2 separate regions of the Mus musculus genome follow, and region 1 is linked to region 2. Evidence: chromatin loops called from intact Hi-C (ENCODE). Cell type or tissue: gastrocnemius. All regions are shown on one strand. Each heading gives the region's core, and the rest is flanking DNA. Links, peaks and the distances in the headings are about the cores only. Region 1 overlaps Otud4 (OTU domain containing 4). Region 2 overlaps Usp38 (ubiquitin specific peptidase 38).

What was found. Peaks named below come from ENCODE experiments on the same cell type or tissue, not always from the same donor. Only the 100,000 strongest peaks of a DNase experiment are listed, where the experiment ranks them.
Region 1: a loop joins it to region 2, with 4 times the contacts of the local background. A loop is called at or near these places in 1 of 42 quality-filtered maps.

The regions. Positions count from the first base shown.
Region 1 is chr8:79,657,673-79,674,767 of GRCm38, forward strand. It overlaps Otud4 (OTU domain containing 4), which reads left to right. Exons shown (of 21, transcript NM_001256033.1): 8 at 1,237-1,291; 9 at 1,512-1,629; 10 at 1,726-1,790; 11 at 3,366-3,463; 12 at 6,053-6,153; 13 at 6,250-6,439; 14 at 7,309-7,471; 15 at 9,044-9,167; 16 at 9,929-9,984; 17 at 10,765-10,839; 18 at 11,602-11,740; 19 at 12,252-12,506; 20 at 13,374-13,414; 21 at 15,096-17,095. The coding sequence ends at 16,310. Among named protein-coding and RNA genes, the nearest start is that of Gm51579, 26 kb to the left of the region's middle. In gastrocnemius, for the core only: no CTCF peak of the experiment used is centred there; no DNase peak of the experiment used is centred there.
Region 2 is chr8:81,001,886-81,009,885 of GRCm38, forward strand. It overlaps Usp38 (ubiquitin specific peptidase 38), which reads right to left. Exons shown (of 10, transcript NM_027554.2): 3 at 3,447-3,576. Among named protein-coding and RNA genes, the nearest start is that of Usp38, 9.0 kb to the right of the region's middle. In gastrocnemius, for the core only: no CTCF peak of the experiment used is centred there; no DNase peak of the experiment used is centred there; H3K27ac peaks cover 4,337 bases.

The DNA of each region.
Region 1 (17,095 bases), core at 3,528-11,527, 1.3 Mb before region 2:
GGGAAGATGTGTAATATATTCTTATTTTCACATTCATATCTGGTGGGTCTTGAGTGTACTTGAAATGATGAGTGATTTTGTTGTTGTTGTTTTTCAGTCTAGACTCCAAGCTCTTGCTCCCTTTAGTGAACATTTGGAGGTTATTTTGAAACATAGAGGTGGATTTCTTAAAGAGGAGTTGTAGGATAGATACTCTAGGGGCTAAGTAGAACCTCTTTCATCTTGAGTCCCATCAGCTTCTTGGCCACCTTGTGGTCTTTGTGTCTGCTCTTCTCTGCTCTCCTCTGTGTTGTTACCTTTTTTTTTTTTTTTTTTTTAATTCAAAGGTACCTTGGCAAGGCCTTCCCTACTGCTTTTTGCTGCTGTGCTTGCTACCTTTTGTTTTTTGTAGGACTTAGTTCTTATTGTACTGGGTACCTGCCTAATTTGTGTTTTCCTTACTAGATTCTATGGGCAGCTTTTGTCTCTCACTGCTTAGCAGTCTATTAATACATAATGTGCAGCACATAGTAGGCAATGCACTTGTAGAGTCAGTGACTGAAAAGTGGGCTAATGATGGTTCTTGATTGTATTGAAGATTAGGAAGTGTTTTTTACACAAAGGTGGTTATGACTCCTGACATTTCTACAGTTGAGGTATTTGGCTTTATTATAAATGTTATAATTTGATTGTACCGATTCTTTTAAAAGCTTTGTAACACTTTTTAAAATTTGATATTGAATCTTTTGTAAATTGTTGTTTCATCCATTCAAATACTGCAACCTGCCACCACCATTTCTGTTTTTTGTTTACTAAATCAGTAAGAATTACTAGTATTAAGCCTGATTTTATATGTGCATATATGTATATTATATACATAAAATACACTTACATATAGTAAAACGTAGATGTATACATATAGTCTATATATCTAGATAGATAGATATATACTTAAATTTAGTAAAACTTAAGAGATTAGTATAGCCTAATGCTTTTGGCATGTAGTTGAGGTTGTTAAAAGTTGATTACAGCCGGGCGTGGTGGCGCACGCCTTTAATCCCAGCACTCGGGAGGCAGAGGCAGGCGAATTTCTGAGTTCGAGGCCAGCCTGGTCTACAGAGTGAGTTCCAGGACAGCCAGGGCTATAAAGAGAAACCCTGTCTCGAAAAAAAAAAAAAAACCAAAAAAAAAAAAAAAAAAAAAAAGTTGATTACATGCAAATATTCATTTTCTAATTATGGTTCTGTTCCTTTATAGGAGTAAAAGTACTGCTGCTACTGATGTGAATGGATTTAAACCCTCAGGCAGTGAGGTATTTTTAATTTTTTATGATTTTTAACTTTTTTATATGTAAAGAACCTGTGATTTTTGATGGTCCTCTTCTGTAGTCAGGGTTGCTTTGCTAGTAAGAAACTGATTTGCTGCTTCCTGTTTTATTTTTAAGATTTTGTGTTGTTTGCTTTTGTGCATATTTGAAACAGTGTTTTAAAAGCATTTCTGTGTTGATTGGACTTCTGACGTTGTTTATTTAGAACCCTAAGAACAATGGGAACTCAGCTGACCTTCCTTTGTCCAGAAAGGTTCTTAAGTCACTCAACCCAGCAGTCTATAGAAATGTGGAGTATGAAATTTGGTTGAAGTCTAAACAAGGTGAGTTAAACCTAAATCTTCTGAAAGATTGCCTTGTAGCACTTGAAGATAATGAAATTTTACAGTATATTCTAATGAATTTTTTTAAACTAACAGCTCAACAAAAACGTGATTATTCCATTGCTGCTGGCTTACAGTATGAAGTTGGAGATAAATGCCACGTAAGTGATGTCTACCAAGTGAGAAAGTGACCTGAATTGAATCTTAAATTTTCTGATAATTTCCAAAGGAACAGTCAACTAAAATTTGACCATAGTTATAATTTGAATTTCAGAATTCAATCATACAAGTAAAAAGACTCATCTTAATGCTGAAATTTACACATTTGTAGAGCCACAGTTTTATTGTTAATTGTTTTGTTTTTGAGACAGTGTCTCACTGTATAGTTCAGGCTGGCCTGGAACTATGTAGACCAGACTGGTCTGGAGGTCACACAGATCTGCCTGCCTCTGCCTTCTGAATTCTGGACCTTTGTCCATTTTATTTGAATACAGTTTACCTGAAATCTTAAGCAACTGGAATGATACACAGGTGACTTGCTTACTCATGTATGTAGGATATATTTTAAACTTTTTGGTAGAAATAGCTGTTTAAAAAAAGGCTAGTGAAGCTAAATGTGGTAATGCATATCTTTAACCTCAGGGCTTGGGGTGACAGAGGCAAGTGGGTTTTTGTACGTTCATGGCCAGTCTGCTTGGTCTACATAGAGTTCCAGGCTAGCTAGGACTATACAGTGAGACACTGTCTCAAAAACAAAACAAAACAAAAAGGCTGGCAGGATGGCTCAGCAGAGTCCTTTTGCTCTTTCAGGGAATCTAGACTTGGTTCCTAGTACCCGTATCAGGAGGTTTAAAACTGAGTTCTCCAGCTCCAAATGATTTGGTGCCCTTTTCTGACAACTGAGCACTCCACAGGTGGCAGAAGAAACCTACACGTAAAAATTTAAGAACTTTTAAGTTACTCTTTAAAAACCATTTTTATTGTAAAACTTTCTTGAGAAAAAGCAATTAATGAGGAATGAGATGTCAGCTCAGGTGATATCAGGTAACTCTGATAGTAACACTTGGACAAAAGGGAGTCTCTTTGTAGAGCAGAGCTGCGTTTACTGTGCTGCCTTACTGATGCAGCCATTGGCTGTGCACGCTGTTAGTGTGTGCAGTTTGCCTAGAAGAAACTTGAAGGCATCCATAGCCACACAGTTCAGTCAGTTATTAGTGGGGTTGGTAAGGAACAGTAGAAGCATCCCTTTTTAAGGAGCATTATTACATAGTTGTAGTATAAAAACAGAAAGATAGTAGTAATAACGGTACCCTCATTTGTAGAGTGGCTGCTATGTAGACTGCTGTCCCTGTATGATATATCTCTCCATTGCATCTCTAGGAGTTCTCTGTTATATTATTTTCTGTTGTTAGCTCCAATTTGCATATGAGCAGACAAGGTAAGTAAATTGTCCACGGTTGTTGCTTGCTGTAGAAGACAGGCGTGGAGATGCAAAGCCAGGGTGGGTTGATAGACAGCTGCTGGTGTATGCGTTGCTTACAGTTGGATGGGTTTTGCTGCCGCTTGACATATTTATTAATAACACGTCCAAACATTGGACAGAAAAAACAGTCTTTTAGGTAGAGAGATACGGTGCCTTAGGGATACAGATTCTGTTGAAGCTCTTTTGTACTTATTTCTCTTTCCTGATAAATGTTTACATTATCAGGTGTCTGATGTTTCTTTCTGGTGTTCAGCAGGTTAGATTGGATCATAATGGGAAATTATCTAATGCAGACATTCATGGGGTTCACTCTGAGAATGGACTGGTTTTGTCTGAAGAACTGGGGAAAAAGTACGTATTCTTTAGCTAAGGTGTTTGCTACCTTAGATTTAGCCTGTTACAAATTGATTACTTCTAGATGCCTCTGTATTTAGAATTTCAATAAAATGTATTACCTGTATATAAAAATTTAATAGGTTAGATCTTTAGAAAAATCATGAGGGGTGGTGGAATTGACTTGCAAAGGAACTGATATTTCTCTATCTCTTTACCTATTTTGTTTTTTTGAGAAACGATTTCTGTGGGTAGCTCTGACTGTCCTGGTACTCAATTTATAGACTAGGCTGACCTCAAACTCCTGAGTGCTGGAATTAAAGGTGTGAGCTACTGCAACCTGGTGCAAAGGAACTGCTTATAAAGCTGGGCCGATTATAATGAGGGCAGATGACTTGAGTACAAGGCCAGCATAGTATGGTCTACATAGAAGTCTAGGATAGCCAGGGATACATAGACCACATCCCAGTCTTCCCTTCCTTTTCCCAATAACAAAATCCAGGAACTGAGTTTTTACATCTCTAACATCTACATAAAGAACAGGCAAGGCTGTGTGACCTGCCACTTGAGTGTTGGGGATCAGAAGTGGGTGGGTCCCAGGTGCTCCTAGCCTATGTAAAATGAGCTGCGAGTTCATTGAGAGACTATGCCATAGACATTTTTGGGAGAAGCATGCACTCCCCTAGAAAAAGAAGAGTATTTGAATTTAGATAAAATGTTTTGCTCACTCTGGTATATTTTACAAATGCTAGTTTTACTGCCTACAGTTTACAACACATTGTCCACAGGTGCAGCTGGAATTATGCGGTTATTAAATGGGGACTTTGGAGAGAGAACAGGCACTGCGTTTCTTTCTGTTTTCTCAGTTCTGAGCACTCTGCAATAAGTAGTGTGTCAGTGTCTGCGTATGCGGGTACCTCAAACTGCAGCACTTGGGAGGCAGGTAGATTTCTCAGGCCAACCTGGTCTACAGAGGGAGTTCCAGAGGAACTAGGCTACAAAGTGAGACTCTGTTTTAAAAAATGTCAGTATTGTCATGTAGTATAGAAAATACTGCTGACTTATCGCGGTGCCATTTTAATGCACCTTTTGTTTGAGTTACTGGTGTTAGCTTACTAAAGGAAAATGTAATAAATCACACCTTGACCTGTACTAAGAAAACAAATTTAAATATATGTGACTGTAAGTTGAGTAGTGCAGTGAACTCCAATATAACCAACACCCACTTGTAGCAACACAGATCATTTCTTCACTATACTTTATATTATCTGTTTGCTTGACTTTTTTTAATTTTTAATTTTCTTGTTTTTGATACAGGGTTTCTCTGGGTAGTTCTGGCTGTCTTGGAACTCACTATATAGTCTAGGCTGATCTCAGACTCAGATCCTCCCACCTTTCCCTCCAGAGTGCTGGGATTACAGGCATGTGCCGCCGCACCCGGCACTTACGTAATAATTTTAATCAGCTTTTTGTTTGTTTGTTTTGAAGCAACATCTCATGTGCCACTATGCCTGGCTTTTACCATATCCTTTAATAGGAAAAAATTTACATGTTTTATATCAAGTATGGATATTTTACTGTACTGTATTATCCTGTCCTGTCCTGTCCTATCCTGTCCTATCCTGTGATGTTTACAAGTATCTCTAACAGTAAGGTTCTCTCTTGTTGCCTTAACTATAGTGCCATTAGGAGAATAGCAGAAAAGAAATTGCTCCTTAATTTGTTACTTAATTTTTATTTAAGGCCTTGTATTATTTCATTTTTAAAGTTAATGCTAGAAGTTTGGATTGCTAATGCTGGTTATACTTCAGTTTTAATGTTTATTTAAAACTTTTTTTTTAATGGTGTTGGGGATTGAACCCAGTGTCTTGCACATGGTAATATAATAAGCAAATATTCACTGAATGACATCTATGTCTAGTTTTTCTAATTTATTTTTAGTGTAAGAACTAAAGGTGTGGTGGTACGTGCCTTTTAATCCTAGCACTTGGGATACAGGGGCAGGAGGATCTAGTCTGGGATATATCGAAACTTTCAGGCTGGCCAAGAGTATATAGTGAGACCCTGTCTAGGGAAAAAATTAAAATTAGCACTTCTATTTGCCTGCATGTGTGTGTGTGTGTGTGTGTGTGTGTGTGTGTATGTATGTATGTATGTATGTATGTGTGTATGTATTTTTTGAGGCAAGATTTCTCTACAGCTCTGGCTGTCCTAGAACTTACTTTATAGATCAGGCTGGCCTCTGAATTCAGAGATTAAAAGTATATGTCAGTATGCCTAGTTTAAATTAGCAAATCTTGTGTAAGTTGACAGCAGAGTATCTATGCAGGGTATTTGTTTTAGTGTTCTTTTAAACTGATTGTTTTAGATTTACTTATTTGATGTGTATGAGTGTTTTGGCTGCATGTATCATGTAGTGCATGCATGTATCATGCCTGAGGAGGCCAGAACATTGGATCCTCTGGTACTGGAGTTAGGGTGGTGATGAACCACTTCATGGTTCTGAGAATTAGACAGGTCCCCTAGAAGGGTAGTCAGTGTTTCTGACTGCTGAGTTGTCTGCCTCTCCAGTTGAGTTACTAGCAAATACTTTTGTTTATTTTGAAGACATACACCGAAGAACCTCAAGCCACCTCCCCCAGAAAGCTGGAACACGGTGTCAGGAAAGAAGATGAAAAAACCTAATTCTGGGCAAAATTTCCATTCAGGTAAGTTCACATCAAAGTTGTCTTTAGGATTATGATAGTAGTTCTTGGAGTTGTTTACGTCAGGGAAATTGTGAGGTCTCTTTCTATTTTCCACAGATACAGATTACAGAGGGCCAAAGAATCTAAACAAGCCAATCAAAGCCCCATCTGCACTACCTCCTCGACTCCAGCATCCTTCATCGGGTGTAAGACAGCATGCATTCTCCAGTCATTCTACAGGGTCCCAGTCTCAGAAATCCTCCAGTGAGCATAAGAATCTAAGTAGGATGCCCTCACAGATCACAAGGTAACCTCCCTGAATTGAAGAGAAGCACGTTGCTGCATGTCCTTCATTATAATTCATCTTTTTAGTTACACGTTCTAGGTCATACTTGTTTATAATGTAGTGTTGAAAAGAAATGTTGACAGAACTTCAAACAGTACACAGTAATACTACAATACACAGGAATAAGCCTTTATTTCTGAATATTTTGTTCCAAGTGTTGCAAACTTCTTGTTAGTTTTGTCAGGGTTTCTCATCAGTGTGGAGAGCCAAATAATAATCTGCAGGAGACAAGAAGGTAGATTGGTTAAACATGACTCAGTAGCTGGTATTGGTTAAAACTTTGTCTGCCCCCCAGGTAATTTATTCTAGGCATATTTAAGTAATTGTTAAAAAAATTCCTGGTGATAAATAACTCAATTTTGTATCACAATAAAGCTTAAGAGATGACTCCATTAAATGCTTTCTAATGTACCTGTGATATTTTCATAAAGATGGGATCTATATATTGAGAAACTCACAGTAAAGTTCTTGGGGGAGGATCTCATTTGGTCTCAGCCACACAGAGAGCACAGAGGGAACGATGCTTGTTCTTTTTTTCTTTTCTTTCTTTTCTTTCTTTTTCGAGACAGGGTTTCTCTGTGTAGCCCTGGCTGTCCTAGAACTCACTTTGTAGACCAGGCTGGCCTCGAACTCAGAAATCCACCTGCCTCTGCCTCCCGAGTGCTGGGATTAAAGGCGTGCGCCACCACGCCTGGCAGGCAGCGGTCTTAAGTTAGAGTGTCTCGGTGTAGCTCGTTCAGTTGGCTGTTTGCTTGTAATGCAGACTAGATCATTGCATTTTTGTTCTCCGTGCATTTGCCTTTCCCCTGAAAGAATGTTTTATTTGACAGAAAACCTGACCGTGAAAGGGCTGAGGACTTTGATCACGTGAGTCGTGAATCTTACTATTTTGGCCTCTCCCCAGAAGAACGCAGAGAGAAGCAAGCTATTGAAGAGTCTCGTTTACTGTATGAGATTCAGAACCGGGATGAACAGGCTTTCCCTGCCCTTTCTGTACGTATGTTGAGCTTGGGAGGTTAATGTTTAGAAGTCTTTCTCAGTGCAGTTTGTAGTACATAATTTCAGGTGGTGGACTTACATTTTCAAACTGGAAATACTTTAATTAGTACATCGACTTTGATTCTGTGTGCTTGTCATCACAGCCACTTGAGAAGCAAGAGAGGCCATCTTGTATAGTAAGATTGCGTGCCAACATAGGAGGGAGGGGAAGTAAAGGTAGAACGTGTCGTAATCCTGGTCTAGAGATGCTGCTGAGACAACTGCTGACAGCTAAGCCAGTGGTTGGTTTGGTCACCTAACAGTTACGAGTATTTCCTTTCAGACTGACTTGTGATCTGCAAGCTAATCCTGCAGTGGAGAGACTCAGTTCTCAGTTGACCATTTACAAGGTTTTTCTGAGCACTCAGGAAAGTTTGATCACTTGTACATTAAACACTTAAGTGTGCTCACCATACTGTTTTGGGCAAGAAGCACATGTCTTGTTCCATGTGTCGGTCGCTGGGCTGTACTGGATACTTGTCTGATGAAAGGAATAGCTCCATCTTTATTTCTTTTAACTTTGGGATGCAATCAGAAAGGAGAACTATTGTCCTGTGGGTGAGGGTTCTCAATTTAAGTCTAGGCAAATGGTATAGCATGGCAACCCTGACTGAAGCAAGGGGGAGTGCTGTTGAAGGCTCCTCATTATTCCACAGATAGTATCAGAGCTGCACGTGTTCACTTTTCTGTTTTCTGAGAGAGAAGCTCAGGTTGAGAGCTTATTTGAGTAGTCCTGTCTGGAGCTTGGGGACGGTTGCAAAAGGTACCCGAGGCAAGTACGGTCTGTGCTCAGTGCTCCCTCACACATTTTCAGTTGTTTTCACATAGCTTTGCTTAGCGAAACTGACATTAATATTCACTCTTTATTCAAACTTCTCTTAACTAGCGAATGGCAAAAGCAGTGCCACTGGGCTACTTGCACACTTTAGATTGACATTGATGTGCTGGGTCTGATAGTGGCTTAGTTTTTTACTAGAAACTGGAATAGAAGACTAGGCCTATTTCCTGTTGTGTGATTAAGAGCGCTGTAGCAGGAGTTGAGAACCGTTGGTGATAATTCATCTTAAAAACCCAACTTACTGTGTCTGGTCCCTTCACTTTCCCAGTAATACGTGTTGTTCAGAGCTCAGATGGTTTACTCTTGACTGGATCGTTTCAGTAACACCTGATAATTGAGATTTTCCCCATTACAACAGACCTTGGGAGGGTTGGTAGCAAAGATATTACTGTGTCAGTTTCAAGATAATAGCTTGGTCAGTGTGATCTCTTGAAACTGATAAATGAAGTATTAATTTAGCCCGAATGTCTGATTATCTGATACTTAATTTAGTAGTAGACTATTATAGTAGAATATATAATTGAATGTGGATTCTAGATGATAGCCGTAATTAACTATCCAGTAGATTCTGAAGTATAAAACTATAAGGCTCTAAACTTGGAGAGTTTTGATTAGAAGTATGAATGTTATTTGTAGAGCTTGTATACATATTTGTAAAATTTTAATACCAGTATGATTTTATTTTAAAGAGTTCATCAGTCAGTCAGTCACCTTCTCAGAATAGCAATGCGTGTGTCCCAAGGAAGTCTTCACATGCAAGGGACAGGAAAGGAAGCATGCGGAGAGCAGACGCAGAGGAACGAAAGGACAAAGGTACACTGCTTTATCACTGAAGATACATGACATCTCTGACTGTTTCAAGTCAGACATATTTCTTGCCTTATTTGTAGTTTAATTTCTGCAGTTTTATGTATTCAAGTAAACTGATCTGGAAATTATAAATGACGAGTACCAGAAATACTTGCTGTGAGTCCAACTGAGTGCAGTTTTGAGTAGCAAGGTGATGTTTGTGCTATCCTGCTGCTTCCTGTACACATGTGGATGGATGGCCAGGGTTTCCATGCTGTGTGTGCTGCCTGCCCACTGGCCTCTTATAGTCAGCCACCTTGAGTGTCTCCTTGAGTGGGCGTGGCAGTGCCTGTGTTCTAGCAGTGCCTCCATAGTGCAGAGTAGAGATGCTGGCAATGTGAGTAGAAGAAAGAGAAGTCCTAGAGTCCTCTCTTTAAATGAAAAGGTAGAAGTATACTGTCTTTGTAAGAGGTTACATTCATGTAACTTCTATTACAGACTATCTGAATTCTTTTTTACTGCAGTAGTAGTTGCTGCTGATTTATAGATACAGAGAAAAATTCATAGTATAAAACTGGGTTTATACAAAGTTTGAGATATCAGCTGGTGCATCTACTATAGATAAGAAGGGATTGGTGTATTTGGAAAAGATACTTAAAATTGTTAAGCTGTCCATCTGGTGTCATATATTTGACATAGGAGACAAATATTGATATGAGCTAAGACAGTACTTGTATTTCTGTATTTAAATCAACTGCCTTTTTTAAATTCTTGATCTGTTGCAGACTCTCTACGTGGCCATACTCATGTGGATAAAAAACCGGAGCCAAGCACACTGGAGGTAAAGGTCTTAAATATATTGAAAACATTTGCTTACCTATTACGTGCGCATGCATGGGTGTGTGACCACCATAGTGTATATGTGGAGAGCAGAGATCAGCTTTATCTCCTGCTACGTGAGTCCCAGGGATTGAGCTCAAGCCACTAGGCTTAGTGGCAGGTACTGTAGCTGCTGAGCCATCCCACCAGTCCCAAACGGTTTAAATATTAGTTGCTTCTTGTTCCTTAATGTTGTGATAGTGTAAGAGGCTCGGTAATGAGATTGAAAGCATTTAGACATTTTATAATTTAATAGAAAAATGGAAACTGGGATGAAGAAGGTGGAGGCCATTAACATTCCATTGCTTCCTAAGGTTACTTCAGGTGCCTGATAGGAAGAGTTGCAAAACAGTGGTTTTCGTGTTTAGTTTTTGTTGTTGTTTTGTTTTATATTTTTGTTTATCAAGACAGGGTTTCTCTGTGGAACTCTGGCTGTCCTATAACTTGCTCTGTAGACCAGGATGGTCTCTGTCTCAGAGATCTGCTTAACCTCTGCCTTCCAAGTGCTGGGATGAAAGACATTCACTACTATGTGGGATCTTAGTGTTTAATCTTCATCACTCTACAGAGTGAGATCTGTAAAGGAGACTGTTAACACTCTTGAAAGTCATACCCCAAATAAAAGCTGCTTGGTACTGTGATATAGTGATGCACAGGCCAAATTAAACGGGAGTGGGTTCTCAGTAAACTATCCAAAATGGAGGTCTCTTAATCACAGTATGACTTTTCTTTTTGATCAAAGATCAGCGATGATAAATGTACAAGAGTTTCATCACCATCTAAGTCAAAGAAAGAGTGCCCATCTCCTGTAGAACAAGTAAGTTTATTGAACTTGGTGTAAGGGTGACCATCTCGGTTTCTTTACTCTGTATGTGAAAACATCTGTTTTGTAGATGGTAGAATTTATTTCAGACATAATGTGGGTGCTCTTAACATTTTCTTAATTTATTCTTTTTAGTCTGGATTGTTGTAAAATTCTGGAATGTCATTTTTTAGCCATTCTCTGGCCATTACTGTGACTTGATTTTGAGCGAAGTTTACAATTGCTAACTTTTATGTTTGGCATCCTTGTTTATTTTTGTGCTGGTTCAGCTGGAAAATAAAAAAGAACATTAAAAATATCTCTAGAAGTCGTGTGCATTATCACTAATGAATTCTTCTATATGCATTTAAAAGGACTAGTAGTTTGCCAAGTAAATGAACACTCTTGACTATCTGCAGACATTTTGGTTCTTGGTCTAATGCTGTTTCCTCAATATACTTTGTGTTAGCAAAATGAATGTACTTAAGTGCATTTTTAAAATTTTTGTGTAAGATTCTTCTAGGGGGGAAAAAGCCAAGAACTTCTGTGATTTTTTTTTTTTTTTTCACTTGCCTTTAAAAGCTTGTTTCTTGGCGCTAGGCAAATTTGTTAATATGAAATGTGTCATGTGGTATTCTTGGCCAGTAAGTGAACTCTGAGACTGGCATGAATAATTTATAGTAGGGCCTTTTATACTTCACTCAAAATAAATTTGTTACTAAAACGTGTTAAAGCAAAATGAATTTTTCTTCTCTTTTTTACCTGCCATTCTTGAAGAAGCCAGCAGAACATATACCTTTGTCAAATCCAGCTCCCCTTCTAGTTTCTCCAGAAGTACATCTCACTCCTGCGGTGCCTTCTTTACCAGCCACTGTGCCAGCCTGGCCAAGTGAACCTACAACTTTCGGACCAACAGGTTAGAGAAGGATTTGGAAAAACTTCCAACCAGTTCACAGTGCCTTTCAAATCAGAAGTTTCAAGTTCTTGAGTGAGGTCTGGACCACAGCAGACTTAGGAATGTGGAGTTCTTAGTGTTTCTCATGGTTCTAGAAGGCTCAGGGCCTGTGCGTGGTGTTCGTTGGGGTATGCTTTTATCATTGTGGGTGTGTGACCCCCATTGTCAGATTGTTGTCTTTGGTTGCTCAACAGTGACTGGTGTCACAGTTTGTGTTTCCTCTGTAGGCAATATTATTTATTACAGCTCCTTTAGGACTCCTCACAAGGACATTTTATTGGGGGAAACTATAGTTAGAATACTTTGACTCAGCTTATTTCCTGGGTTGTTACTAAGGTACCTAAGGTAGCTTACTGTTCGCTACTTTACAGTGTGTATAAGTTGTGCAGTATTGTTAGTTTACTACAGATATTTCTAAATGAAAATAACTTTGACTTTTTTTATAGTTTTTTTTTTTCTTCCCCTATCTTAGGTGTCCCTGCTCAGATTCCCATTTTGTCAGTGACACAGACCACTGGACCTGATGCTGCCGTGTCACAAGCGCATTTAACACCTTCTCCGGTTCCTGTGTCAATTCAGGCAGTTAACCAGCCCTTGATGCCTTTGCCTCAGACAATGAGCCTCTATCAAGACCCCCTCTATCCTGGGTTTCCTTGTAGTGAGAAGGGAGATCGAGCCATTGCACCACCTTATTCACTGTGTCAGACCGGGGAGGACCTGCCTAAAGGTGAGGCCTTCTCCAGCCTCGAGTTCCTGTTTCCTCAGGCACACAGAGTTAGTGAGAAAGAGCCATTGAAAGGGCTCGGTGAAGAGCAGAGACGTATCATTTGAGTGTTCCGGCCTGTGTCAGCTTGGGCTTGGTAGGAAGTGAGGTCTGTGCTTAGCCAAGCCTCTCATGCTCGCTTTGTTTGTTTGCTTTCCCTTTCCATAAATAACTTTGACAGCTTTGAAATCATTTCTAAGCTTTAATCAATTTATTTTGTTAAAGAATTTATCTTATGTGTGTGAGTACACTGTAGCTGTCTTCAGATACACCAGAAGAGGGCATCAGACCCCATTACAGATGGTTGTGAGCCACCATGTGGTTGTTGGGATTGAATTCAGGACCTCTGGAAGGGCAGTGGACAGTGCTTTTAACCGCTGAGCCATCCAGCCCAAGCTTTAATGTATTTTGTAGGCCGGGAGTTATACTCGGCTTCAGCCTACTGAGTTCTAGGTTATAAGTACGCACTACCAATATCTGATTTGATTTTTATATTTTTATATTTGATATTTATATTTTTCACTGTTTTCATTTTGTAATTTTTGAAACCACAACAGAGTATAATGTTTATCTGAATTTCTCCCAGATTGAATTTTAATCAGATGAACTTAATTTCAGCTATTTGGGGATTTAGATATTAATACAGAGGAAAATGTAGCAGACTTGAAATTGCCCTCTAGTCACGCCTGTTTTTAGTTATGTTTCTATTTCTGTGTTTTACTGCACAGACAATATAGCAGGAAAATGTCTCTAGAGCTTTAATAGTTGATTTTGGCAGAAAGAAAAAGCTTTGACTATGCAATTTTAATGAAAAAAAAATTTTTTTTTCAGATAAGAATATTCTTCGATTCTTCTTCAATCTCGGTGTAAAGGTATTTACATCTTATCTTTTTATAGTTAACCTCATCACTGTAAATAGTTAAAATTTAAAATATTTAACTCTTAATTGGTAATTTAAGGTTTACTAAATGGTACCTTTTATGTTTGGTAATGGTACAGGTTCTAGTTTTTTTTGCTTGCGTTTTTCTTTTTCTTTTTTCTTTCTCTCTCTCTCTCTCTCTTTTTTTTTTTTTTGGTTTTTTGAGACAGGGTTTCTCTGTAGCCCTGACTGTCCTGGAACTCACTCTGTAGACCAGGTTGGCCTTGAACTCAGAAATCTGCCTGCCTCTGCCTCTTGCTTTTTCTTTTAATTGATAATAGTTTGGCATTGGAATATACGAAGGGACAAACCAAGTTCCTGGACTGTTGTTCATGGGAATGTCCTTGATGGGAGTTAGAAGAAAGGTCTTAGTATGAAGTTGTGCTCTAGCACATTTAGGTCTGTATCCTGTACAAGCTACTGGGTGTTTCTGAAGCCTCCTAGTCATGGTTATGCAAAGCTGCCCCTGTTGAGAGAGGGCTGGAGGGCTGGTGAGATGGCTCAGTGGTTAAGAGCATGGACTGCTCTTCCAAAGGTCCCGAGTTCAGATCCCAGTAACCACATGGTGGCTCACAACCATCTTTTAACAAAAATCTGATGCCCTCCTCTGGAGTGTCTGAAGACAGCAACAGTGTACACACATATAATCAATCAATCAATCAATCAATCAATCAATCTTAAAAACTTAAAAAAAAAAGAGAGGACTGGCGGAAGTAACATAGAAAGCTTCTTTCTGTAAGGTGGGAACATAGCAGAGTTAGTGGGGGCGCAGGGGAAGTGACTAAAAGAACAAAAAGCTTTTCTTAGAAAGAGGCCACAGGACAGTTATGTCAGTGTTCTGTCTTTGACGGGAATTCATTTCTGTCTTTTCTAGAAACATGGATTAAATATCAGGTATCCCAATCAATCCTGTAGCTAGCCGTAGGAAGCCATACGCTGTGTCTATTGCCTGGTTACATTTACCTAGGTCATGCTCGACTTTTTTCATAATTTGGTTTTTTTAATTGAATACCAACAAAGGAAGGATTTAAAGCATTTCTTTTTCATCTTTATCCTTTGTTAAGAGGTCTGATATGTTTTTGTTTTTTGTTTTTTTGTTTTTTTGTTTTTTTTTTTTTGAGACAGGGTTTCTCTGTATAGTCCTGGCTGTCCTGGAACTCACTCTGTAGACCAGGCTGGCCTCGAACTCAGAAATCCGCCTGCCTCTGCCTCCCGAGTGCCGAGATTAAAGGTGTGCGCCACAACGCACCCGGCATGTTTTTGTTGTTGTTGTTTTTTGAGGTCTGATATGTTAATCCTTGGGTACTGGAGTACTTTGAGGACTCCTAGTTAATGAGCTCTGTTGGAGACTGTGTCTTGTTTGAGCATTTTTTGGCAGGCTAGTGAATGGGTGTAGCTAAATTCTCAGTGGCTATGATGATGCATTTTCCTTTTAATCTGTATCAGGTCAGAACCTAGGGAAACCAGGTCAAGAAGTGATGACTGGATTCTAGCTCTTTTCATGTTGGTCCCCACTGTGATCCTGTACTTGTTTGATGTTTTATATGCATGAGCGACTTAGCTTAACCTAAATACTTTCAGAAAGACAGCTTTTTAACCTCTCATTTCTATTTTGATATTTTTTTGTCTTTCAGGCATATAGTTGTCCTATGTGGGCCCCACATTCTTACCTATATCCTCTGCACCAGGCCTATATGGCAGCCTGCAGGATGTACCCAAAGGTCCCTGTTCCCGTGTATCCTCAGAATACTTGGTTCCAAGAAGCCCCTCCTGCTCAGAGTGAAAGTGACTGTCCTTGCACCGATGCCCACTACTCTCTGCACCCCGAGGCCAGTGTTAATGGTCAGATGCCACAGGCAGAGATGGGACCGCCTGCATTTGCATCACCTCTGGTTATCCCTCCATCTCAGGTGTCTGAAGGTCATGGACAATTGTCTTACCAACCTGAACTGGAGTCTGAGAACCCAGGGCAGCTTCTTCATGCTGAATATGAAGAGTCACTTAGTGGCAAGAACATGTACCCACAACAGTCTTTTGGGCCTAACCCATTTTTAGGTCCTGTTCCCATTGCACCTCCTTTCTTCCCTCATGTTTGGTATGGGTATCCTTTTCAGGGATTCGTAGAAAATCCTGTAATGAGGCAAAATATTGTCCTGCCCCCTGATGATAAAGGAGAATTGGATTTGCCTTTGGAGAATCTAGATCTGTCTAAAGAATGCGATTCTGTCTCAGCAGTAGATGAGTTCCCAGACGCCAGAGTTGAAGGTGCACATTCTCTGTCTGCAGCGAGTGTGAGCAGCAAGCACGAAGGCCGAGTGGAGCAGTCGTCCCAGACCCGGAAGGCAGACATAGACTTGGCTTCAGGTTCTTCTGCAGTGGAAGGAAAGGGTCATCCTCCCACTCAGATTCTAAACAGAGAAAGAGAACCTGGGTCTGCTGAACCTGAGCCTAAGAGGACCATTCAAAGTCTGAAAGAAAAACCAGAGAAAGTAAAAGATCCCAAGACTGCTGCTGATGTGGTCAGCCCTGGGGCCAATTCTGTGGATAGATTGCAAAGACCAAAAGAAGAGAGTTCAGAAGATGAGAATGAAGTATCTAATATTTTGAGAAGTGGCAGATCCAAGCAGTTTTATAATCAAACTTACGGAAGCAGGAAGTACAAAAGTGATTGGGGCTCTTCTGGTCGAGGTGGCTATCAACACGTGAGAGGCGAGGAGTCCTGGAAAGGGCAGCCAAATCGAAGCCGGGATGAAGGTTATCAGTACCATCGACATGTTAGAGGACGCCCATACAGGGGAGATAGGAGGAGATCAGGGATGGGAGATGGCCACAGGGGACAACACACTTAATGGTTAATTATTGCTCATGTTGTAGAGCCTTTTCTTAGGTGGAGTATTTCTGAAGGCTTTAAAATCATTACAATAAAAACCCAAATTGGAACTATCTCCTCCCTTTACCCCTTTCCCTTAATTCCTATTCTGATGACACTTTGGACATGAATTCAAGGGGCAGATGAATTTTTGGCATTGTGTTTTTTCTTACTCAAAATCTGTTTATTGGGTTACTGCCCCCATAAAAAGTAAACATGACTTTTAAGTATTTTTTTATAAACAGCTCAATATAAAACATAGACAGTGTTTGATTATTTTCCTTGTGTAAGTTTGATTTAAAACGTTGGAAATGTGTGCTTTTTAGTGTTTACTAAAGTGATAAGAAAATAAAGCATTCAATACACTATAGATTCCAAAACATAACATTGCACCAAATAGAAATGTATATTTTATTATGCAATGCCTTAGTCATAAACTGGGCTCAAACAATCCTCAGCCTAAAACACTGTTGTCTTTTAATATGCTTCCAACCCAAAGGCCTTTCATCTCAGTATCTGTCAAACTTGAATAACGTCTTCTCTTTACTATTACACACGAGGCAGCCTATTAACCTGTGTCTTAGAATTGTTGTATATAGTTCTTTTAATATCCATAGGGTATATTTTTGAATTTTTTGGTGAGTATTTGTTGAATTTGAGATAGCATACAGTAGATGTTTAAGAAATAGTAGGAAGTCCGGTGAGACGGCTGTTTCCATCAAGAACTCCTAGCACTGCTGTAAATATCATGGTGCCTACTGGAAG
Region 2 (8,000 bases), core at 1-8,000:
TGATGACTTTACACCAGCAACAGGGATGTAGTGGGTTAAAGGAGTAGTAGGATTCTGGGCATTTAAAGTTAGTAAATTTTATAGGACAGACAGTATTTTATAGACAGTAAAAAGAGAAGGGTTGCTCCAAAGACTAGGGCCCAAGTGAGTGGAAGCTATTGAAGATAGCTATTTATCAAGAGGGAGAGCACCAGGTTTGGGAGTAAAAATCAGTAGTGAGAGTGTGGATTTATATGAATTTAGCATTTTCGAGTATAGGCTACTCACTTCCTGAGTTAGTCAGAACATGTGTCTTTGTAATGTATTCTATCTTTCTTTTGCTGTAATAACTCTTTTTATGGAAAAAAGCACAAACAAAATCTAAATTATCTCCACTTGTCCCCCTTCCCCTTAAGAAAAGCAAAAGAGAAAGATCTGAGTTTAGATAACTGAATCAATGTGTGATGGTTTGAGTTAAGAGTGGCCCCCAAAGCCATATTTGAATGTGTAGTCAGCAGGGAGTAGAGCTATTTGAGGATTAGAAGGACTAGGAGGTGTGTCACTGGGGGTGGGCTTTGAGGTTTCCATGCCAAGTCCAGGTTCTGTCTGCCTGCTGTCTGAGGATCAGGATGCAAAGCTCTCAACTACTGCTCCAGAGTTAATGCCTGTCTGCTTCCAGCCAGGAGGATCATGGGCCAATCCTCTGAAATTGTAAGCCAGCCCCAATTAAATGCTTTCTATTATAAGAGCTTTTCTTGGTCACTGCCTTAGTTAGGACTTCATTGTTGTGAACAGACACCATGATTGAAGCAACTCTCTCTCTTTTTTAAAGAATTATTTATTTTATGTATATAATTACATTATAGCTGAATTCAGACACACCAGAAGAAGGCATCTGGTCCATTACAGATGGTTGTGAGCTACCACGTGCTGGGAATTGAACTCAGGACCTCTGGAAGAACAGTCAGTGTTCCTAACCGCTGAGGCACCTCTCCAGCACCATGAAGCAACTCTTATTAAAACAAAACCAAACATTTAATTGGGGCTGGTTTGTAATGGCGGGAACAGAGACCAGGAAGATATGATACTGGAGCTGAGAGTTCTACATCTTCATCTGCAGACAGCAGAAGGGAACTGTGTCTGGGCAGAGCATCAGCATAGGAGACCTCAAAGCCCCCTCCCCTCCAGCACACACTTCCTCTAACAAGGCCACACCTTCTAATAGTGCCACTCCCTGGGCCAAGCATACACATGTGAGTCTATGGGAGCCATTCTATTCAAATCACCATAGTCATGGTGTCTCTTTGCAGCAATACAATAGTAACTAAGACAAAATGAATACCTAATTCAAGGGCAAATAGTGAACTCAAATATAAATCTGTTATGCCTTAAGTTGGACACCTTATTTAAGTCCATGTAGCATCTATGGTTACTGTATGGTATAGAACACTTGCAGTAAGTTTGGATTAAGAAGAAAGTGGGAATGGCTAAGATCAAAAATTCAGGTGACAGCAGATGCTGGCGTGGATGTGGAGAAAGAGGAACACTCCTCCATTGTTGGTGGGCTTGCAGGCTTGTACAACCACTCTGGAAATCAGTCTGGCGGTTCCTCAGAAAATTGGACATAGTACTACCAGAGGATCCAGCAATACCTCTCCTGGGCATATATCCAGAAGATGCCCCAACTGGTAAGAAGGACACATGCTCCACTATGTTCATAGCAGCCTTATTTATAATAGCCAGAAGCTGGAAAGAACCCAGATGCCCCTCAACAGAGGAATGGATACAGAAAATGTGGTACATCTACACAATGGAGTACTACTCAGCTATTAAAAAGAATGAATTTATGAAATTCCTAGCCAAATGGATGGACCTGGAGGGCATCATCCTGAGTGAGGTAACACATTCACAAAGGAACTCACACAATATGTACTCACTGATAAGTGGATTTTAGCCCAAAACCTAGGATACCCAAGATATAAGATACAATTTGCTAAACACATGAAACTCAAGAAGAATGAAGATTGAAGTGTGGACACTGTGCCCCTCCTTAGAAGTGGGAACAAAACACCCATGGAAGGAGTTACAGAGACAAAGTTTGGAGCTGAGATAAAAGGATGGACCATGTAGAGACTGCCATATCCAGGGATCCACCCCATAATCAGCATCCAAACGCTGACACCATTGCATACACTAGCAAGATTTTATCGAAAGGACCCAGATGTAGCTGTCTCTTGTGAGACTATGCCGGGGCCTAGCAAACACAGAAGTGGATGCTCACAGTCAGTTAATGGATGGATCACAGGGCTCCCAATGAAGGAGCTAGAGAAAGTACCCAAGGAGCTAAAGGGATCTGCAACCCTATAGGTGGAACAACATTATGAACTAACCAGTACCCCGGAGCTCTTGACTCTAGCTGCATATGTATCAAAAGATGGCCTAGTCGGCCATCACTGGAAAGAGAGGCCCATTGGACACGCAAACTTTATATGCCCCAGTACAGGGGAACGCCAGGGCCAAAAAGGGGGAGTGGGTGGGTAGGGGAGTGGGAGTGGGTGGGTATGGGGGACTTTTGGTATAGCATTGGAAATGTAAATGAGCTAAATACCTAATAAAAAATGGAAAAAAAAATGGGACCCCTTGTGCTTTTCTATGTGGTGGTATGTATATGTGAGAGCAGGGCCAATGTATCTGTTATTTCAGGAGGTTGTGAACCACCCTGGTAGTATGTTGGGAACATTGCTCTGGTAGTCTTCAGGACCAGTACATTCTCTTAGCTGCTGAGCTATCTTCTAAGTCCAGTACATGTTTTGATTTATCATTATTCATAGTAACAATCAAAAAAAAAAAAAAAAAAAAAGAAGAAAGTGGACCAAAGATCAGTTAGAGCAGAGCCTGATAATGTCAGCAAAAGACAAGAGTCAAGAGGGCATAATGTCCTGGGAATTAAACAAAGACAGTGTTTTAATGAGGGAGTGACTTGGCTGAGGATGTAGATCAGGGGTGCCTAACTCTGGGCTGGATTCCTAGCACTGGGAAAAACCAAAACTCAAAACAAAAATTGTGATCAATTGTGTCCTGGGTTAGCAACACAGAATGCAGAGTCTCAAGGCAGTTAGGTGGGGCGTAGTGCTAGAAGTCTGACATTTTGCATTTGGAGCCAAGCATGGTGCCTTTCTATTTGTGTGGTTAAGACAGGAGGATTGTGAGTTTGAGGTCAGTCTGGGCTCCATAGTGAGACTGTCTCTAAAAACCAGAAGATGGAAAACAAACATCATCAAACCAACACTAACAAGAACAGAGAAACAACTAAAGTGAATGAAAACTGTTTGAAAACTGCAAACTAGTTTCAAATGACTATCTCTGTCTCACTGGCTTTGCCCCCAAAACCTATTTAAAACAAAACCAAAACTAGGAACATACTCAGAATTGTATGCACTCCAATGGGCTCATCTACTTCTACTCACCAGTTCTATTTTCAGCAAAGTAACATCTATCAAAATAGTAAACTTCTGAACAGCTGCCAGTCCTTTCAGGAGAGCAATTACCCACGTATCTACATGCTGAGCCAATGGCCAGGACAGCCAGTCAATCATTCTGAAAAAAACCAAAACAAAACACAATTATCAGTATTTAAAATACTTTCAACATTAGTTAGGAGTAGCAAGAGTTACAATAAGTAACCATTCAGTTTGTGACTCAGTATTTACTACTGAGCTTCTAGTAAAAAGAAATATACAGCAATGAATGTAACTGTGGCCTGTCTTGAAGCACTTTCTGGTCTTGTAAGCAATATATTCCCATAAGACTTTATGATAAATGATCACTTCTCATAAATGCCAAATTTCTAATGGACGCTTGATATAGGGATATCAAAAACTTGTTCAACAGTAAATGTTATAAGAGGAGTTTAAAAATCAGACATCTGATGTCTGAGTATCAACGAAGATTTCGCTTTTTGGAAAGCAATGTAATATGAAAGACGCCATTTAAAGAGGCTACAATCTGAACCCTGAAGCAGGCTCCTATACTTCTTTCAAAATCGTATACACAATGGCAACACAAGGAAACCTCCGATCATAACAGACACTGAGTATGCAAATATTCTAATGATCTGGTTTACATTACCGTCTATTTCCTTTAGTAAATATCAAGTCACTTCAATGGAAAAAAGACAAAGGAATCTGGGTTCTGATGGAGCCGCTTTCTAAAGCTAGATATATAGCACACTGAAGACCAGTACAACTCTTTGGAAAGCAGCCAGGCTACATGTTTATGAAACCTGGTGAAGCAATCTATTTAGATGGATTACATACTAATAAAAGAGTAAGGAAAATTCTTAGGTTTCTGAAGGCTTAAAAAAATCTCAATTCATGATTCATTAGTTGGGGGAATCTAACATTGGAAATACTCATCATGGCTGTACCCTCCATCAATTATTAACACAAGGAGCAATTTGCATCCTTCTAAAAAGTTTATTATTAATGTGTGAGCATGTATATATGTGTGTGGGATCTGAGGAGTGAGCTTAGGTTGCCAGAGTTGTGGAGAATATACCTCTGAGCCATCTCATCTCAATGACTGTACAAACGCAAACATAAATACCGACGACATAAGCCGGTGACCGAGAGAACACCACCACGACATCAGCACTGCCCAGCCATTTACCTTAGGGCTGGAGTACCGTCTTTGTCAGTCTTTCAGGACAGGGTCTCACAGTGTTGCCCAAGCTAGCCTTAAACTTGTGGCAATATTCTGTTGTAGGCCCCCAAGTGTTGGGTTTCTAGTAATGCACAACTTTTTTTTGTTGTTTTAAGATTTAAATGTTTTAAAAAGTATGAGGATCCCAAGTACAATGTACACTAACTGCTGTTATCTAGGTGCCCTCCATCCTCTACACAAATTTTGTTTTCTTTTTTCCTGACTTCTCACCATAACAGTAATGGTTCCAAGTCACTGGCACAGTTGCTATCTTCCAACTATTGCAGGGCTGCTTTTCAGAAAAATCTGTAGGCATTATACAGAGACTAAGGAAGACACATGTATTTCTGAAGAGTACATCCACGTCGGGGCAGGTACTGAGCTGAGCTGGTAGTGCTTTTTGGTTGGCCATGTACAGAGCTTTGCGAGGGATCATCAACACTTTGAAAGTTGACACTGCTACAGATTCCAGCTCTTGAGATGAGGATCAGAAACTAAAGGTCATCCTTGGCTACTATCAAGTTCGGGGGTGGGCAGTCTGTGATGCAGGAGATGCTGTCTCAGAAGGTAAACGCAAGCTTAGTATGGTGGTACATGCTACTTTAATTACAGCACTTGGGAGGCAGAGAGGCAGAGGCAGATCTCTGTTAATGTAGAGTCCAGAAAAGGATACATAGTAAGACTGTCTGAAGGAAGAAAAAAAGCAAAATAAAGCCTATAGCAGTATGTTGTATTCTCATGCTGGGATGATACCTTAGAGGTAGAACTCTTGCCTGGTGTATGCCTTGGGTTTGATCCTAGCACTGCAACCTCCTCCCCTAAATGTATACCCAAGCATTGTTTATGATATGGGAAAATTTAAAAAAAGTGTAACCTGCCACCGGTAAAGGAAAGAAAGGTACACTGTAGTCCTGACAACACAGAATACCATGGAGGTACGAGGACACTGTAAGATGGAAAGGTAAGAGTAGGGCATGGTGGCTCACTTGTAATCTTACTTATGAGCCCAAGGAAGGAGGGCTGCTATAAATTAGAGAATAGCCTGAATCAGAAAGTGAGATCTAAGCCAGCCTGGGGTAGACTAGAGTCTCCTCCTACCCTCCCCCCAAATAAAAGATCTGAGATATTATTAAATTAAAAATACTAGTGAGTTAAGAAACCCCAACAATTTATTTTTGTTTAAATGGAAATGAGGTAGTGTGGGCATTTCCACTTGGCTCTTTGGACTCATGTCAGAGTAGACCAAGTGCATGCAAGGCCAGGACCTTCACCTCACTTTAAAGAGAGAATTTAATGGAAGGAGGAGTAATGTACACTCACAATGTGTCTTTACTATTAACAATCATCTTATTTGCCTTTCCTGGTGTGTCTTCTTCAAGCTTCTCATTTTATAAGTCTCCATTCTACCTTACACTCATGTGCTGAAATCTAATCCTGAATCGAGAAATGAGGCCCCCGGGAGGTACAGTGCCATGACCAAGGCCCATATGACTGGGATTAGTACTCCGATAAAGGTGCTAAGGATGACTGACCCTGCACCTTCCACTATTCAAGAACATGAGAGAAGTTCTATGGTGTCTTGAGCTCAGATTTTCAACCATCAGAACTATAAGAATTGTACGTCTGCTTATAAATTAGCCAGTCTAAGGTTTTTTTTTTTTCTTTTTTTTTTCTGTTGTTGTGATTTGTTTTTAACAGCAGCCCAGACAGAAGTCATTCATGAGACAAATACCTGAGTGCTTACTCTATAGCTAGAAAGTAAGGTGTTAGGTACTGAGAGTGTTATGGACCGATATGCCTTCTGCCTGTGATTTGGAAGAAGTTAGGAAAGCTGTCAACTGTCCAAGACTCATCAGGCAGTGTTACTGCTATTTGCACTATGTATGCTCTAGATGTTATAATGCACTTTGGGATGTACTTCAGTTTCAACAGTGGCCGTCCTTTGTGTATTTCAGTCTTACAGGGATTGTGTTCTTTCATCTAATACTTTGGATTCCAGTGTTTGTAAGTAAGGCCATTTATTCCTACAGCTCAAAGAAATTCACACAGCTTTAAAACCATAACATTACATTAAAACAGGCAGGTAGCTGGGTGGTGGTGCAGGCCTTTAATTCCAGCACTTGGAAGGCAGAGGCAGGCGGATCTCTGTGAGTTTGAGGTCAGCCAGGACCACCAGGGTTATACAGAGAAACCCTGCCCTGAAAAACCAAAACTGGGCTGGAGAGATGGTTAAGAGCACTGACTGCTCTTCTGAAGGTCCTGAGTTCAATTCCCAGCAACCACACAGTGGCTCTCAACCATTTGTAATGAGACCTGATGCCCCCTTCTGGAGTGTCAGAAGCTACAGTGTACTTACATATAATAGTGAATGAATCTTTGGGCCTGGGCGAGCAGGGCCGGAACAAGCAGAGGCCCTAAGTTCAATTCCCAGCAACCACATGATGGCTCACAACCATCTGTACTCAGTGTACTCATATACATAAAAATAAATAAATAAATCTTTTTTTTTTTTAAAAGAAAAACCAAAACCAACCCCCATTCCCTCAAAAACCCTCACTAAAACAACAACAACAACAACAACAACAACGACAACAACAACAACCAGGCAATATTCTGAAAAGCAACAAAATGAGTTAACCATAAATTATGGAATATAATATAAAACCAACTTTCACTTTCCAAGGCAGCTTGAGGACTCCAGCTTTCAGTCTTATTTGGCCTACTGTTTTATAGATAGGACATTTTATACAGATAATTTGACTTGAGCATTCTTTTGAAAATTCTGAGGCAGAAAAACCAGATTCAAGTATCAAGAGACCCCTGGGGCTGAGGGCCATCTTCCTCTCAGAAGCTGCTTATATAGTGTAGCCCATGTCATTTCACTGTTCCTGGCCTGTTTCCTACTTGAATGTTGTTATACCTGTTCTTGGAATATATTTACATATGACTAACCAGACTATTGTAACAGTACAGATTTGATCTCACAAATGGTAGAGACAGAAAAATGACATCTAAGAATTATTCTTTAAAAAAAAATTATTTATTTTTATGTATGAGAGCTCTATCTATCTTTATACCTTACACCTGTGTGCCAGAAGAGGTCATCAGATTCCAATATAGATGGTTGTGAGCCACCATGTGGTTGCTGGGGATTGAACTCAGGACCTCTGAAAGAGCAGCTTTTAACCACTGAGCCATCTCTGCAGTATTTTTAAAGATAGAATTCAAGGGACTAGTGATATTAATCAACATAAGAGAAAGGATGGAGTTCCTTGCTTCTAGGTTTGTGATCTGAGAAATTAGAAGCACAAGTTACAGAT